2 separate regions of the Homo sapiens genome follow, and region 2 is linked to region 1. Evidence: chromatin contacts called from ENCODE Hi-C or POLR2A ChIA-PET data. All regions are on one chromosome and are shown on one strand. Each heading gives the region's core, a stretch centred on a gene start or an enhancer-like site at or near the end of the contact. The rest is flanking DNA. Distances are from core to core; before and after follow the strand shown.

Region 1 (5,994 bases), core at 1,126-3,625:
AGAAGTCATTCTAAAATGTCTATTTTCCCTTTGGGTTATTTTTAAGATAGTAAAATCCATTCACAGTTCCTTTCCCATTATTTCTCTTTACTTTGTTAGCCAGGACTGTTTAACTCAAGCTTACGTTATCAGAGATTTAAGAATGTGGTGTGTGCAGACTAAGTACAGGTAAGGAAAAAAAAAAAGAAAAAAAAAGGAAAAAAAGAGCATCACTGTGCCCATAGCAACAAGAAGATTGGGTTTTAATTTAGAAACTTTGCAGTGAATAAAACAATAGCTTTCTGCAAAACTCTGTTGTCGTTTTGTACCTGACAAGGTTTTGTGGTCTAAGCAGTTACTTTTCTTTGTTATTCCCATGTTGAGATTTTTGTACTTGCATTCCCTTTCATGCAAGCTAAATGTTCTTTACAATGTATCATCATTGAACTTACCGATAGTACATTAGGTTTTTTTCTTCTAATAAATAGTTCTGCAGCAAAGCCCACTGACTGCAGAAATGAAGATACCAGTTTCTCTAGGGAGTTTAATTTAATCGAACATCTAATTTCAGGTTTCTATTAACAGCCTAAGGTCAACTAACATACCTCTTTTCAAACCAGAAGAAATCACTCGTGGACACTTTCCTTAAACACTATTACTAACTCCAAAAAATTTGTAGATATTAATGCTAGCAGATTGTTTTTTCCCCTAAAAGCAAGTCTTCTTCCCTAGGGTGAGGCAGATCATCCAGATGAATTTCTCTTATAAAAATGCTCCTCAAATTCGTACAGAAAAGGATAGCACAAAACTGCTGTGTGGAAAAACCTATAATGAACAACTGGCCTATTCCCCACTTGATTTTGCTGGCACATTTCAGGTACTTGTCAGAATACCACTTCATACTTTTTCCCATATACCAGACTCTTGTGAGAATATAATCAATATATTTAAAATGTCTTGGGTGATATTAATGGAAACATAAATTCTGAGTAAGAAATTCAGTGGTTAAGTGTAAAATGTTTATTTTAGTGAAATACAAGAAGGTGAGCAATTTCCAATTTCCGTTTAACTTGACTTATTAAAAATAAGTCTCATTCACATTCTTCTAGTATTATTGTATACTGCTATAAAATTTAAACCAGAAAAGTGCTTCTCCTTGTCAGTAGCTATCTGCCCAAAAAAATGAATATGACAATTCCAGATCTCATCTGCCATCTCTAAGAAAGCCACTTGGAAATGTTAGGTAGGTCCCATGGGTCCTGATCCAGGGATCTGTCCCTGGGTCCCCATCAGGCTCGGCTGCAGGCAGTTGCCTAAGGCGTCTTCCGCCTTCAGCCACGCTGCAATCCTTGCTCCAGGCACTGCGGCAGGTTCTCTCCATGCCCCCAGGAAGACTCTCCAAACCCGACCAGCTCATTTCTCCTGCCCCGGAGGATCCAGACGCCCTGGCAGCTCCTGGGCTCCAGAACCGAGAATGGGATGCTGCCTCCAATCCCAATTGCCCTAAGTTTCTTTCCAGAGGGCCGGGAGACTGCTCCAAGTTTGCTGTGGCGGGCGAGCGGCCGCGCGCCGTGTCCTGGGAGGGGGGCGGCGGGGGGCGCGGGCGGAGGGAGGGGAGGGGAAGGACGCGGGAGCCTGGGTTGTGGTGGTGGTGGGGGGGCACCGGGAGGGGGAGGAGCAGGAGCGCGCGGCCGCGGCGCTACCTTTCTCCAAACAACGTTGCCACACGCGGAGAGCACGGAGATTTCTGGGGCTTTGGAGGGAATCGTGAGCGGGCGGGAGGAGGCCGGGGACCACACAGGTGAGCCCCCGCCCGCGCCCTGCCCGGGACGGCGGCGGGCGCTGCCAGCCCCGCTCCCCCGCACCCGGGGTCCGCACGGTGCCTCGCCTCAACCCCTCACTTTTCACCGCGAACCCGTGACCCCCTCCTCCTTGCTTGCTCTCCGCCCCCACCCCGGCTAAGTGTAGCCGCCACACTTTCCCAAGCCCGCAGGCGCCCCCCCCAACACCAGCGCTGCACCCCCGACCCATTCCCCGCGGCCCCCTCCAGGAGAAAAAATGAAACCAGACTGGCCGAGGAGGGGGGCGGCAGGGACCAGGGTGCGGAGCAGAGGTGAGGGAGACGGGACTTACTTTGCGAGGCGCGGTGCAGGGCGCCGCCGACGAGAAATAAAGGCCCCGATACGGGCTGCCTGGAGCCCCCCGAGCGCAGCAATGTCAGGGCTCCAGTCCGGGCGGCGTTGGCGGCCGCAGGGGACGGGGACGGGCGCGCGTGCGGCGGGCGCTCTCGCTGCGCTCCGGCTCGGGCCCCGGCTCCGCGCGGCTCCGCTCCTGGCTCCCCTCTGGCTCCTGGCACCAACTCCGGGCAGTCACATGACGCCGGCGCCGCTCGCTCTGCGAGCCTCCCGGGGCTGGCGGGGTAAGTAGAGGCTGGGACCCGGGGTGGGAGGGTCAGGGAGGGGAGAGGGAGCCGCCGCGGCCGCCCGGGCTGGGCGGGTCCCCACCCACTTGGGTGGAGGCAGCCGCCGGAGGGGTCGGCCGAGTCACTCGCGCAAACACGCACCCCGCCCTGCGCCCTTCCCCCGCCACCCCCGCCTCCCGCGCCGCCTCCGCCCCGCCCCGCCCAGTCACCCGGGGACGGCCTGACAGACACTCATTATTCCCCGGAGCCGGGCGCCGCCCCGCCGGCCCAACCTGTCCCACGAGGCGCGGCGCGGCCGTGGGGCTGGGCGTGCGCGGCGCGGCCTCCGCCCCCCGCCCGCGTCCCCGCCCGCGTCCCCTCCCCGCGCCCTCCTCCCCGGAGTCCGCGCCCCGCCAGCCCTCCCGCCCGGCCCAGCCGCCGCGCCGCCGCCCGAGCCCGGGGGGAAGGAAGGGCGGCGCTGCCCGCTCCGGGCGTCACACGGCTGCGGCCCGCTGCGCTGCTTCCAAAACACACAGCCGGGCTCGCGGGCGAGCCGAGGCGGGGGGCGCGGGCTGCCAGGGCCATCGATCAGCCGGCTCCAGCGGGAAGGGCGGCCCCGGGCGCGGCGGGAAGGGCTGGGCCCCGCGGCCGGCGCGGCGCGGCGCGGCCCCTCCTCGGCTGAGCGCACTCAGCTCACTGCAAGAGAAAAGCCGAGCCGAGGCGGCCGCGGTGCAGGAGCGAGTGGGCCGGGCGGGTTCGGGAGGGGAAGAGCGGCCGCTGGGGCGCGCCGAGCCTCCCTGGCCCCGAGTCGCCGGGGTCAGGGGACACCCTGTAGGCGCGCTCTTTCTTTGTGCCCTGGGGCGACGGGTCCCCCTGGCCGGCGGCCCAGGCGGCGCCCCCCACCTCGTGGGACTTTTCTTTGAAGGCCCGGAGACCCCTGGGGCAAAACTCCCACGGGCCAGGCCTGCCGCTGGAGCTAAAAAGCGGCATTTGCGCAGTTGGGCTTGCCTGGAAACTTGGCAAACTTTGGTCGGATCCTCCCCTGCAGAGCGAGGGCCTGGCCTGGCGACCCCCTCATTTCAAGTCGCTTCTAGGGACCTAGCGCCCTAAGCTCAGTGGCCTTCAGGGTGCTGCGAGCGAGCGGGGCGGCACAAAAGCGCGTTCGGTCCAAGCCAGGCCCCTTCGAGGACTTTGTGTAGATTGGTACCTAAGTTTAATGCCTTTTGAGTTTCTTTTTAAACAGTATTAATGTAATAATTAATGTAATAAAAAGAACAAAGGACGAATTCGTTCGATTGTTTTAAGTTCTGTGTAATGTTTAAAACCGCCCCTGCTTCAGTGTATGGCTTATTATTGCTTCAAGATGTTTTAAAGGCCCTTTAAGTTGACCCATCTCGCTTTGATGCTTCATCCAGACATCGTGCTGCTTAAAACGGAGTGATAATAGTATATTTCGAGCCGCTTCATGTAGCTACACAGTATTGTAAAATTAGTACTCGGTAACCTCAAGTAGTGAAATCGCATATTTTAAATAACGCAAGTCCAGGAAAGGCCACGTGGAGGATACCCAGAACCGACGCCGGCTCATGGGACGTCGTGCTGTCCCATAAGCTTCATCTTTAAAATGTAAAGGGTGTGAGTTTTTTTTTTCTTCATAATGAATAAAAGACATTCCAGAAAAAAAAAGAGTTGGATTCGTGTCAATTACTAATTGCCATTTATTGATCACTGACATCATTAAATGGCTGATTGGCTGCCTTAAGGTTTGCATTAGCGGAACACCGTGCTAGGAATGGCTGGTGAAACTGGCTCATAGTAGGTGCTCAAAAAAGTACGTTTTTTTCTCCAGGGACACAGTGACGAGAACTTGAAGCACATAAACCATGTTTTTTACCTTGTTCATGTGGGTGTGGACGCAAAGGGGAAGAGCGAAATAGGCCTGTCGGAGAAAAGTGTGACCCAAGATAAGAAGGGAGTGGTTTTGATATGGAAGGGGCAGGCGGCAAAGGAGAAGAAAAGCCATTTTAAACAGTTAATTAGTGAACACTGTGTTCGGTGCCCTGTGGGAAGCTGCTCAAATGCAACTTGTCGGAAATGAATCTATCTAGTGCTGGGTAGCTCAGTGAAGGACACCATCATTCTTCAAAGTGCCCAACAGGGTGGGGCGCGGTCGCTCACGCCTGTAATCCCAGCACTTTGGGAGGCCGAGTTGGGTGGATCACTTGAGGCCAGGAGTTCGAGACCAGTCTGGCCAAGTTGGCGAAACATCGTCTCTACGGAAATTACAAAAATTAGGCATGGCGGCGCACGCCTGTAATCCTAGCTATGTAGGGAGGCTGAGACAGGGTGATTGCTTGAATTCAAGAGGTGGAGGTTGTAGTGAGCTGAGATCATGTCACCACTGAACAGAGTGAGACTCTGTCAAAAAAAAAAAAAAAACCAAAACAAAACAAAAAAAAAACAAAACCCCAACAGAAGCACCTAAGCCTTTCTTCTCGCTAGCAGGGCATAGCCCATGTTTCACTGAGTCCTGGACCTCCTTGGTCACTACCCACTCTCTGGCCACTATGCTGGCCCAGCCTGTTGCCACCATGTCTTGTTGGTCATCCTGTCATCCTGTTTGTAGTATGGGCTGAAGCATGAAAAAGGCATTGGAGCACGGGAGTAAGAGTGCCCTTTCCAAAATGCAAGCCTGATCGTGTCAGTCCCTTCAATGGCTTCCCATAGGATGAAGTCCTAAGCTTTCCACCCCTGCTGGCCTGGCCTCTGCCTGTCATTACAGACACTTCTTCCTCTTCTCTCTTCCTACTCTTTTCCAGCAACGCTGAACTTCTTTCCGTTCCTTTCTTCCAACTCTCTCTTCCCACCTCTGGCCCTTTGCACATGCTCATTTTTCTAGGTAGAAAAGCCTTGTCTTCTCAACCTGACCTCTACTCCCATTTCCCTAAATTCTATACATCGTTTCAGTCTTGACTTAAATGACATTTTCTCCAAATATGTATTCTCTCACTGCACCTTTGGACAAGTTGAGGTGCTCTGGTAACATCTAGTGGGGCGTGATGGGAGATGTTTGGGTCATGGGAGTGGATCCTCCTATTTCCCCTCTTGTAACACTTTCCGTTCTTGTAGTTGGCTATTTAATGATCTCTCTGTGGCACTAGACTGGAAACTCTATGAGGGCAGGGACCTTGTCTTTTCAGCAAAAATGTATTCCCAGGGCCCAGATGTTCAATGAATATTTGTCAAAGGAATAAATGTGGTTTATGAGTTGCGAGGAGGGAGGAGTCATTCTGAGCTGAAGAGGTGAGTGGGGGCTATAGGGAGGCAAGTGGCAGTGAACTATACCTCCATCAGTCCAGGGGCTTTGAAATGGTGAAGAGGAGGGAAGAGGGAGTTACCCCCCCTGAGTGCTTTTAAGCAACAGAGTGAGATAGTAAAAGCGATGCCTGGGTCTTTTTAAAATTCCTAACACTAGCACAGTGCCTGGAACATGGTCAGGTGTTCAGTAAATCCTACATGACAATCTCAAGTGTGATCTTTGTGGTAGCTGCTTTGCGCTTTTTCCTTGCTGACAGCAGGCCAGTCTGGTTTAGGTGTGGGAAGCCTATCCTCAG
Region 2 (6,813 bases), core at 4,214-6,713, 1.0 Mb before region 1:
GGGATTACAGGCGTGAGCCACCACGCCTGGCTGTGTTCTTCTTATATAGTTAATAAATAGCCAGGAATCATTTTCTTTTTTCATTTATGAGACAGGGTCTCGCTGATGCCCAGGCTAAAGTGCGGTCACATGATCACAATTCACTGCAGCCTTGACCTCATGGGCTCAAGCATCCTCCAGCCTCGGCCTCCCGAGTAGCTGCCACTATAGGCACATACCACCAGGCCTGGCTGATTTTTTTTAAATGTTAGTAGTAACAAACTCTCACTATGTTGCCCAGGCTGGTCTTGAACTCCTGGCCTCAATCGAGTCTCAGCCTCCTAAAATGCTAGATTACAGGCATAAGCCACCCCACCTGGCCATAAACACTCTTTTAAAGAGTTTTGTCAGGCCAGCCTGGCCAACATGGTGAAACCCCCGTCTCTACTAAAAATAAAAACATTAACCGGGCATGGTAGTAGGCGCCTGTAATCCAAGCTACTCGGGAGGCTGAGGCAGAATGGCTTGCAACCAGGAGGTGGAGGTTGCAGTGAGCTGAGATCGTGCCACTGCACTCCAGCCTGGGTGACTGAGCAAGACTCTGTATCAAAAAAAAAAGTTTTGTCTACATAGTTCTCAACATATGGCAGTCTGGGGACATTTTTAGTTGATGCATCCAGCAAGAAGAGATAGTGGGGACATGCGCTGGGGCTCTGCAGTGCTACCTGCATATACTGGTAGAGGTCAGGGATGTTGCTAAACATCCCACAATGCACAGGAGAGCCACTCAACAAAGAACTATCTGCCCAAAATGTCAGTAGTGCCAAGGTTAAAAAATCCATGGTCTACAGAAATCAAAAGACTTACTTTTAGAGATTTACAACTACTTCTATTACAGAATAATCTAGATCAAGCTAGATCAAGTACATTAAAATTTTAAAGGAAAATAGACACAAAAATCTATTTAAATGATGAGGGAAAACTTAATGTACTATATAGTAATTTTCACGAAACCAATTTGTTTATGCCATAGATTTAAACACGCCCTATGAGACTAGAAAATGTTGGCCAGGTGCAGTAGCTCACTCCTGTAATCCCAGCAATTTGGGAAGTCGAGGCGGGTGGATCACCTGAGGTCGGGAGTTCAAGACCAGCCTGACCAACATGGAGAAACCTCGCCTCTACTTAAAATACAAAATTAGCCAGCCATGGTGGTGCATGCCTATAATCCCAGCTACTCAGGAGGCCGAGGCAGGAGAATTGCTTGAATCCAGGAGGCGGAGGTTGGGGTGAGCCAAGATCGCGCCATTGCACTCCAGCCTGGGCAACAAAAGCAAAACTCCGTCTCAAAAAAAAAAAAAAAAAAAAAAAAAAAAAAAAAAAAAAAAGAAAAGAAAAGAAAAGAAAAGAAAATGTTACCAAAGTGCAATTACAACATGAAAAACCAACAGGTGCCATATAGCATAAGACCAACAAGAGAGTGCACTGATTTAAGGGTGTTTTATTTCATTAAGTTTCAAATTTTAAAATATTTGGTATATTGAAATTCAAGTAAATCTGGCTGGGTGTGGTGGCTCATGCCTGTAACCCCAGCACTTTGGGAGGTTGAGGCAGGCGGATCACTTGAAGTTAGGAGTTCAAGACCAGCCTGGCCAACATGGTGAAACGTCGTCTCTACTAAAAATACAAAAATTAGCTGGGCGTGGTGGCGGGCACCTGTAATCCCAGCTACTCAGGAGGCTAAGGCGGCAGAATCTCTAGAACCTGGGAGGCAGAGGTTGTGGTGAGCTGAGATCGCACCACTGCACTCCAGTCTGGGCGAGACAGCGAGATTCCTTCTTAAAAGAAAAAAAAAAAAACATGAAAGAAAGAAATTCAAGTACATCTTAAAGTTAATTATAGGTAACACTTATTTCAATGAGTTTAAACTAGCAAATTAAACTGTGTTTAAATCCTTTAACCAGTAATACAAACCAGGCTCGATTTTTTAAATTAATTAAAAGCATGCCTATCCTTAGCAAGTCATGACAGCGTGGGACAATATGAACACAAGCAGACCTAGATCCAAATCCCAGGCTCTGTGATTGCAGACAAATAATTTAACTTCTCTAAATCTCTATTTTCTCATCTAGGAAATAGGACATCTAAAGAACTGTGCTTAAGAATTAGCAATAACGTAAAAACAAATGATACTAAGAACAACTAGCCATTCTACAAATGGCAGCTAGTTATTAACAGCAGCAATAACTAATAGTAAATAATAAAACTTATGAATAAAACATTGATTATGGGTTTATATCCTCACAATTAATAATTTACTTATGTAATCCTACTCATAAAATAACTAATTATAAAATGTACTTTACATCAATATTCCATGCCTAACAACTTTGGAATATTATTTAAAACTACTTAAAATTCACACTCATATTTAAAAACAAACATCTAAAACAAAGAAAATAAATATTAATTAATAAAAAGAAACATCTGACAAATTTCCAAACACTGTCTTAAGGGAAAGAGGCCAAATGATGCCTTTAAGTAAATCACATTTGTATGACACAAAATTCAAAAAATATCTATACCCCAGACACCCAACTCTCTACACAGAAAGCAATCAATTTTACCAATTTCTCATGAAACCTTTTACCCATACAGGCAAATACACACATGCCCTTCTTTTTGACACAAATGGCCTCTTCCACACTATTCTGCACCTTGCTTTTTCACATTTATCTTGTTGGCTGTATTTTAACACACTCTAAGAACGGCCACTTATAATCTCTCATAACCAGAATCCAGTAAGCGTCAGCTATCTTTACAAAGGCTCTTATAAGGCCACCCCAAAAAGTCCTTAAATCAACCAGTGTTCTTAGTAAACACAAGCATACAAACACATGAAATAAACTTCGGTAAAGTGCTGATTTACCAAAAAAGTGACATGATGAAACATTTATTTGATCAGCCATTCAAAAGACTGTATTTACACCCTTAAAAAGGAAACACATGGACTATACTACAAGTCTTCAATGAGTTGAAAATAACAATACACTTATAGAACTGGGGCTACTAAAATATCAAAAAATACTGGTGAAAATAAGCTATTTATTGGTTATATTTATTCCAAGATTAAATGATGTGACCCTTTCCTAAATGTTCTTTCCAACTTATTTTCCCAGAAGTTTCCTTCCATATTTATACAGGTACTGTTCTAAACAAAACAAAACAAAACAAACAAACAACAAAAACAACAAAAAACCTGTCTGTTTGCATTTCCTGTTTTCTTCTTCTGAAACACTTTTGATGCTTATCTGAAGTAAGGCTTCAACATCCCTTACGTATAAAGAGCAGTGTTTTTTTAATATGCATTACTAGAGAGCAATACAAGTATTTCTGGTAATCTTCAACTTAGTACTAAGAATACCACGGTGAAAAGTCAGCTCATAAAAAGCAAAGAGACCACATTAATTACCAGAGCAGTAACTTACTGTTTCTGTTACCGTAAGTAACAGAAAATAAAGCATTAAAAGTCTATTAAGTTTCAGGCTTGTACAACCTTATTAAACAAGAAATGTTTTCAGTTGTTGGCAACAACAACTGCTTTCATTAGGAGTATATATGTCAACTAACCTGGAATACATTTTCATATTAAATAAGTTAAAATTGCTGTTTCATTGTATCAGTACAGACACTTATGACTCTATTTCTGCATTGTACCACAAAATACAAAGTCATCCTTCCATTCAGAGTTTTGGCATATGAACAAACATAGAGGTCAGAGTTCATACACATGCTCTGTAAAACCGACCATGACTTATATACTACTTTCAATAAGTCTGTTGTCATTTTTGAATTTTAAATAATTTTTTCTCCATGTATACTCATCACATACTTAGAATGCTGAATTTCACAAATTATTATTGACACTATTAAAGTACTAACTGTAAAAGAAAAACACAAATAGCAATGATATATTCAATAATGGTATGTGAATCTTGAAAATAATCATTTTCTGTATTACTTTTTGTTTAATTCATGTGGGGAAGACAATCTGGCATTCTTGTTGATCTTGGTATGAGAAACTGTACTAATACTTGCATAATTTTGAGTCAAATTACTAGAGCACTGTGAATATCTTACATAAATAAACGTAGTACAAATGTATCTAAATTCTGCAGGACTTAAGAGCAACGGGAGGCAACTTTTTTGAAAATCTGTTAAGTCGTGATAAATCTCAATAAGGAGATGAAACAATGTATTAATCTGGTGAAATTTCACATTTTTAATAGGTCTGCTTTTCAAAAGTAAGAATCAAGTTAACTATGAGGGACATCATAATGAAGTTTCGTGGCACAACACGAGTCACAGAGGCACTGTCTTAAGACAGTCTCTCTGATCTGTAACTTGTAAACAATATTTTGAAATAAGCTACTCATACATTCCATTATTTGTTTCCTAACTAAAAATATTTACATGTCTTTAATACACCAAACACCTTGCCTTTGCCCACTCAAAAGATTGAGATGTCAATAAAGATGAGGCCTAGGAATTTGGGGGTTAAGTGGAAAAGAGATAATTATCTTATTTGGAATTAACTTGCTAACTCAGGTGAAAATTCCCTTACCCCTGCCACCAAATAAGACAGTATTCTATTATGTCTCCCTTTGACTCCTAACACCCAACTAAGAAGGACTAACTCTGAATGTCCTTCCTTTTTAATCAATACCTAAGGACTCACTGCTCCTTCCCCAAGAAAAGAACAGTGAAGGCCTGACAGGCAATAACCCCGAATACCCTCAAAAGTGTGGGCCTTCGAGCAGCACTGCTCTTGGGATCCAGTTACCACCTTTCCCCTTCCCCCAACCCACTTCCCGGGTTTTCTCAGGCTCGGCCTGCTCCCTCCCCACCCCACAGCCACATTTCCAGCTGCGGCCACCGCCTCGGGTTCTCTTGTGAGCTTCCATCCCTCCGAGGAGTTGCCCCCTGTCCATCACCTCCCCAAACCATGTTCCACCCCAGACCACCCGCCCGCGAGACCGTCCATCCTAGCGCTCTGGGAGGGGAGGGGAAGGCGGCGGAAGGAGGAGGGGAACACTGCTGCTTCCTCACAGGCAGAAGGGCGGCCGCAAGGAGGACCACCCAGGGACTACCGGGGATATCGGGGTCGCAGCTGGGAGGACCCTCCCGCCCCAGGCAGAGGTGGGGGATATCCGGGAGTTCATTTCTGACCTCCTCGCTCTTCAGCACCTCCTTGAACTCCCGCTTGATTCGCTGCACCGCGATGTTGGCCATGTCTCCGCCCGCAGCTGATTCGTACCCGCCTCCTCCGCCACCGCTACGACCACCGCCACCGCCGCCACCTCTTCCTCCACCGCCTCCTCCCTCGGCGATTCAGACCTGAGCACACGAACACTGCCACTACCACCCCGGCCGCCGCGCTCGCCTCAGTGTGGAATCACCTCCGCGCCCGGCCACCAAAATGGCGCCGGGTCGGCGCATGCGCACGACGTTGACCCGGCCGGGCGGCGCAGCCGCTCCCGTTGGAGCCCCCATACGCCCGAGCCACGAGCTCGCGTCTCGGCTGGGGCTGCGGCCGCGTGGCTCCGCCCTGCCGGCGTCTGGGGCCGCGAGGGTGCGGCTTCCAAGCTGGCCGGCCCTAGCCGGCCCCCCCGGCCCTTCCCGGCGCCTCCGCTCCTGTTTAAACCCGGGTGCTGTGGTCTGGGCTTCCAGCGCTGGCCTCTGACCGAAGGTTCGGGCGCAACCGAACGGGTTTCCGACGCCGCACTCGGCTGGAACGCCGCCCTGACTCAGCTAGACCCGGAACCCGGAGGCTGAACGCCGTGTCTAGCGCAGGAAAACGCTCTCCCGGATCTCGGTCCGGCCCATTTTCAGTTGGTGTAGCCCCAGAAAATCTACTGCAGTCGTTTTTGTTCTGCAACATTTATAGTACCACGATTATTCCCATCATCTCAGGTAGCACAGATTATTGAATTAAGGCTGGTTATTGTTGGATCAGATTGGGTTTGAGACAGGTACTCGGTGGAGAGGCCTGAGGGTGGGTTTAGAAGCCAGATGTTGCTCTTTGACCTATTTAATACCGAGCTTGACACACACACACAATCTCTCTCTCTCTCTCTCTCTCTCTCTCACACACACACACACACACACACACACACACTCCTATGCCCATCCCTAGAGTGTAGGGTGGGCCTAAGACTGCGCTTCTAACAAGTCTCCCAGTTGCTGCTGCTGTTGGTGCTGGTTCCGGGACCACATTATGAGAACCACTGAACTGAATGAAGCATGTGAAAATTCACATATATTAAAGTGAAAATTGGAGAAATGGAAACAATTACAGTACCCTTCAGGGGACTCGGGGTGGGGGAGGGGGAGCCTTATTTCTGTAAACCTAGGCCTCAAAGGTGCCTGGTGATAGTAGGCACTCAATAAATATTGAATGAGTAAATGAGTACAGATAAGACTAAAACGTTTTTGCTGGCGCGGCGGATCGCTTGAGGTCAGGAGTCCGAGACCAGTCTGGCCAACATGGTGAAACCCCATCTCTACTAAAAATACAAAAATCAGCCAGGTGTGGTGGCAGGCACCTGTAATCCCAGCTATTCTGGAGGCTGAGGCAGGAACATCGCTTGAACCTGGGGGTCGGAGGTTGCAGTGAGCGAGATCGCGCCACTGCACTCCAGCCTGGGCCACAGTGCAAGATTCTGTCTCAAACAAAACAAAACAAAACAAAAAGTATAAAATATTTTAAGTGGAAAGTAAGTTTGAAAGTGGTTTCTGGGCCAGGTGCGGTGGCTCACGCCTGTAATCCCAGCA

The links. A loop is a pair of places that touch in the nucleus more often than their neighbours do. ChIA-PET counts read pairs that join two places held with the same protein, here RNA polymerase II (POLR2A). Pooled maps may share reads with other maps.
Region 2: a map of gastrocnemius medialis shows a loop between it and region 1 (5-fold over the local background). The contact joins the promoter of UBE2K here to the promoter of KLF3 in region 1. A Hi-C loop is called at or near these places in 1 of 168 maps with a recorded cell type or tissue (gastrocnemius medialis) and 7 of 50 pooled maps. POLR2A ChIA-PET finds 5 or more read pairs at or near these places in 1 of 52 experiments (WTC11).

The regions. Positions count from the first base shown.
Region 1 is chr4:38,660,580-38,666,573 of GRCh38, reverse strand. It overlaps KLF3 (KLF transcription factor 3), which reads right to left and starts at 2,375. Exons shown (of 6, transcript NM_016531.6): 1 at 2,113-2,375. KLF3-AS1 (KLF3 antisense RNA 1) reads left to right here and starts at 1,681. Exons shown (of 16, transcript NR_171644.1): 1 at 1,681-1,780. RefSeq lists enhancers at 1-151, 4,186-4,507, silencers at 1,635-1,984, 2,045-2,644, 2,655-2,924, 2,955-3,474 and a promoter at 2,113-2,915.
Region 2 is chr4:39,696,786-39,703,598 of GRCh38, reverse strand. It overlaps UBE2K (ubiquitin conjugating enzyme E2 K), which reads right to left and starts at 5,463. Exons shown (of 7, transcript NM_005339.5): 1 at 5,209-5,463. The coding sequence starts at 5,271. RefSeq lists a silencer at 5,480-5,769 and an enhancer at 5,850-5,909.